Regions from separate parts of the Homo sapiens genome. Here region 2 is linked to region 1. Evidence: chromatin loops called from intact Hi-C (ENCODE). Cell type or tissue: A673. All regions are shown on one strand.

Evidence for each region. A loop is a pair of places that touch in the nucleus more often than their neighbours do. Peaks named below come from ENCODE experiments on the same cell type or tissue, not always from the same donor. Only the 100,000 strongest peaks of a DNase experiment are listed, where the experiment ranks them.
Region 2: it touches region 1 in a loop (3-fold over the local background); 4 of 110 quality-filtered maps call a loop at or near these places.

The regions. Positions count from the first base shown.
Region 1 is chr3:115,765,713-115,768,212 of GRCh38, reverse strand. No RefSeq gene overlaps it. Among named protein-coding and RNA genes, the nearest start is that of SNORD155, 140 kb to the left of the region's middle. In A673, no CTCF peak of the experiment used is centred here; DNase peaks (open chromatin) are centred at 1,132 and 1,212; H3K4me3 peaks cover 1,017 bases; H3K27ac peaks cover 886 bases.
Region 2 is chr3:115,712,370-115,714,869 of GRCh38, reverse strand. All of the region lies in intron 2 of GAP43 (growth associated protein 43), which reads right to left. Among named protein-coding and RNA genes, the nearest start is that of GAP43, 90 kb to the right of the region's middle. RefSeq lists enhancers at 844-1,344, 1,345-1,845. In A673, no CTCF peak of the experiment used is centred here; DNase peaks (open chromatin) are centred at 1,429 and 2,409; H3K4me3 peaks cover 466 bases; H3K27ac peaks cover 632 bases.

The DNA.
Region 1 (2,500 bases):
GCTTTAAATGCTAGGCAGAAGGGCTTTAATTTTTAAATAGTAAATAATTGAATCCATTCATTTAAGCCAATAATTCAAACCATTTAGGCAAAAGAGAGTTAAACAAAGCATTGCTATTATAAGATTGCTTTAGCAGCAGGAGAATTTGAAGAAGGGAATGACTGAAGACACAAAGATCAGGATAAAAACTGCAATGACCATAGTTCAGTATAATAAAATTTTAAACTGGGTGATGGTAGTAAGAATAGAAAACAGAGAGAAGGATTTGGGAGTCATCCCACTGATAACATTGGCTACACCCTGGTTGTAGGAATCAAGATAATGCATGTGAATGCATGTTAAAACCAAAAAAGAACTATATAAATGTACCAATAAATGTGTCTGAAAGGATAAGCATGACGATATTTTAATGCCAGACATGGATTTGAAGAAAATCCATGTGATAAAGTCTGACAAACTATTGGGAAAGCAGGTCCCAAGGTTAGGAGAGAGTAGAGGCTAGGAGAGAGTAGAGGCTAAAGATAGGACACTGGACAACCCTCTAGGACTTGAATTTCAATTATAATAAAAGGGAATGTGGGAGAATTTTCTTTAAAAAAGTTGATATAGAACATAAGAATGCCTAAGGGGGATAAAATTATTTTCACCTATTTATAAAATAATTATAATAACAAGACTCCTTCCTTTCACTTTCTCCTTCAAAAGAGTTTTATCTTTTCTGGACTGATCATGTGAATCCAGCTATGGTTATGAAACAAAAATCGATCTTGCTGGTCTTAAAGTGATGTCTCCTCCTCCCTGCTAAAGAAGGAATGGGCATGACCTCACATAGCTGCCTTTCGTGGTCTTTTGATAAATTTTTGATTGTGTAATTTCCCTATTGCCGGATGATTATGCATGGCAGGCTGATTCAGAGGCCATTGTCTGTTTTGAAATGAACCCCTAGAATGCACTAATGGGATTTTGTGCCATTAATGCTGAATAGAGTGGGATGAGAAATCACTTTTCTGATCTGCCTGCTCCTTAGTCTCAGTGCTCAATGACAGTACAAGTAACTACTGTGAGAAAAAGGATTCACCAAGATGTTGGCCCCGTCTATCCTCCCCCTAAATCCCTACAGTGAATTAACAGGGTCTTACCTTTCCCATCTTTTTATCTCTTCCGGTTAACGTGAACATATCAAGTCATGAGCTCTAATTTTCAGGGTGGGTGAGTCATCTGTCACCCTCTCTATAGCCCACTTCATCCAGAATAAAAAGCATTGTGCTATGGGGACATTTTATACCAGGGAAAATCAGCTTTGTAGATCAGGCCCTTTGCCAAATTTCTTTTCAAAGGCTTTCCTTTGCAGATTTTCCTTTTCTGGTCCTTCTAACTTTGAAGCATCTGACTGTTTTTGTGCCCTGTGTGAAGGAGTCAAGATGAGCTGAGTCATAGCTGAGCTGTTTATACTTCTTTTATCTTACTACCATGTAAATCACTCTTCAATTGTATTCTGCAAGAACAAACCCTGAGAAAGGTTGGAAGCTCTGAGCTGGATTTGTGTGCCTCCTTCCCTGCAGGACAGCTTTTCAGTTATAAGCTTAGAACTTGGAGTTAAACCTGTTGTTCCCTCTCTGCTTGCTAGAGTCTAAGAGCACGTTTGCATTCAGTGTGTCCACAATAAAAGTTGTCTTAGTCCTTTACATGGTTTTCCATATCTAGAGGATGGTAAAACAGAGGTAATACATTTTGTGCCTATAGGAAATGGAATTTAACAATATGCACCTACACAGAATGAAAATGAAAACCTGACCCAGAAGTAATACTCTCATAAAATATAAAACTAAATCTATTTGCTGACAAGCACCACCTGGTGTGGGTATTTCCTTCCCAAGAGCTAAGGCACTCTGCGGCCTTGGGAGTTTCCTCTGATCTTCATCAGGAACGTGCATCCTTCCACATGCTTTTCACTTCTGGACGGCTCTGGGTCTCTAAAAGGCAGGGTGAACAGAAACATGCCACCTCACTCAAGACATGCCCCTGTAGAACAATCTGTGGGAAGCATAGAAGGCATATGAATACCTGATAATTGGGATGATTCTGGGAGCATTAGGAAGATTTCATGGCAGCGATGCACAAGCTGTGAATGCTTTGATAAACATTTCCCTCTTGGAGAGTGTGTAGGCAGTCAGATGAGTATTTTCATGACACGAATAAATATGTGAGTGCCGTGGCATTCGCCCCCACTCCACCACACTACCTTCAACATTGTTATGAGAAAAGGGGAGGGGGGAACATGTGTCTGTGTAAGTATATGCATGTATATGTAAGTGCACGCACACACACATACACACACACTTCCACATAAATATAAATACATACTTGTGCTTAGAAAGAAATGAAAGAAGAAAAGACTCTTATATCCTAAAGTACGGGCTTTAAAATATATGTTTGAAATGATGAGTTCTGGACTCTACCTGCAAGCAGAGTAGACTAGCCCACTGAATATCTCTCTGTA
Region 2 (2,500 bases), 53 kb after region 1:
CGCACACGTGTATCTATGTAGTGACCATTGAATGAATTTCCTAAGACTATTACTATTATCTACCTAGTGATGGCTTCTCCCCAAATCCATCTTTACCAGGGCAAAATCAATCCCCCAAATCCAGTTCTATTATAAAACCGAATGTGTCTAAAAAAAAAAAACAATAAACAAAAATCGATGATGTGTTTTAGTTTTAAATTTAGTTTTAGTAGTTTAGGCTTTTTTTCCTTTTAGGGGAAAAAAGTTTTTTCAAGACACAAATTTTTCAAATGGAACATAGTCATATTTTCAGGAGTAAATAACCTTATTTATATGAGAGGCTTAAGCTAGAGGCTCAAAAACTTGATTAAATTATTTAATGAAGTTGATTAAATACTCTTGCTGTGCCACGATTTAGTCTCAAAAATTATATTCAGTCATTTGGACAGATAATGTTAGAATCTGATAGAAAGCTGTAACCTGCCCATGCCATGGCATTTTAGCCTTGACAAAAACATTGCTCTTCCAAGCCCAAAGACAGCTTAGAGATTACCACCACGTTCACTGGCAGCCTCCATGAATTTTGTCATTTCTGTGTTAACTTAAAAAGAGAAAGTTAACATCATAGAAAGTAAATTCATATATTCTTGATGCATGATAGCTCAAGGATCCTTCAAAAGGGAAGAAAGAAAATGTTTTCATTCATTCATTTATTCATCCAGTGAAAGAAATTATGTCTTACTATGTCCATACACTGTTCCACGAACTGCAAGTATAGCAGTGGTGACACAGCCATGAAAACACAAAGCAAAAACCTCTAAGTTATTGGAATTTATATGCTAGCAAATTACTGTAATAATGTGTTGTTTATTGGAGAAAGAATGGTAAAGGAAAGAACAGCTAGATAAGAAGCACTCAGCCCTAAGGAGCGTAATTCGTCCTGGGTCACTTCTCTTGGATTTGCAAAGCTGACTAATTTGAATGAATCTCAGAAGTTTTGAAAAAGGAAAAACCATAGTAGTTTCCATATTCTTGATCCACAACCACAATTCCTAAGAAAGATCAAAACCACACTAAGACAGCAATAAAGATCTAAGTTATCTCTGCATGTATTTACAACAATGTAATGGTAGCCTTAAAGGATTCAGGGGATTAAGTGGACAATTTCACAGTGGTCCTTGAAAGATGTATGCCAAACTTGCTCTCTGATTCTTGCTAAAATAGAGTTTGGAAGCAGTTCTTGCCTTTATGCATTCCATTCATTTCCTTGAAAGGATGAGAATAGCATGTCGATGCATTCTGTTGGTGAGCAAATACCAGGAGCATATGCAGCAGCGGCTGCTTGTGCGCTCAGCCAGGCAGCCTGGTTGCAATGCTGCTGGAGGGATGGCGATGTTCCCAGCTGCCATTGCCTACACTGAGCTCTAATGGCCCTGTTTTCTGGCTCCAGTCCAGGCCCTTCCACAGCCCTACATTACTGAAATTAGGTTGAGTGGATTTCCGAGTAAAACATTACCTCTTGGGACCTGCCCAGCTCTCCCCAGCCTTGTCAACATTGATTAAATAGAAGCTGCTATCATCCTGGGGCCATGCCCACAATTACTCTACCAATCACCAATGAGCTGGGTGTTTGCTTCCTCTCTTTTTATTTTCATCTTTCTTGAATATTAAGCATCATCACCTCAAAAGCTCAAAGGAAAGTAATAATAATAATAATAAAAATCTTTGGCAGCTAACTCACATATGGCCCTTTTGTTGCTCACACAGTCTTTTTCTTTAGCTATATACCAGATGTCCATCTGGAGCCTGGATCATGGCTTTCAGTGGTCACTGTGATCCACATTTTGCTCGTTTCATTACCATGTTTCACATTTTAAGTTCCTTTCAAAACACTGAGCCAGTATATTTCATTTTGATGTGAGGAGAATTATGCAAGTAACATCTCTGCCCCCATTTCTTCCTTACTTTCCAAGCACTTAAAAGAGAGAATAACCTTTTTGCTAATAACACTATACACTAAAGGATTTCAAAGAGTAACCAAGAAGAAAAATCAGAGGCAGCATGATGGGGTCTCAGTGATATCTGCAATATGCCATCTACATGTCTACTTTTTCCCTCAAGTTTAGGCCTAAGACCAGGCTGATTCCTATTCTAGCCTAGACTTTGCCACTAACTAATCATACGACTTCAGAGAAGATGCTTTTCCTTTCTTTGTCTCAGTTTCCTAATATACACATAATATGAATAATAATGCGTGCCCTACCTTATCGTGGGTTGTTTGGAGTTTGAAGGGAGGTATTTGAAAGTGCTTTATAAAATCTAAAGTGCAGAATGTAGTTTGTCGAGATTTTAATCCAATTTATGGGGTTTGAGATTTGCTGAATTTTAATCCAACCTTCAGGAAATGAAGGATTTGAGAAATTCACTCAACCTAATTCTAGCTGCCAAGTTTTAATAGTCTCAAGAGGAAAAAAAGCAATTCTTCCACTACCCACCAAAAAACTTCTTTCCCAGACAGATG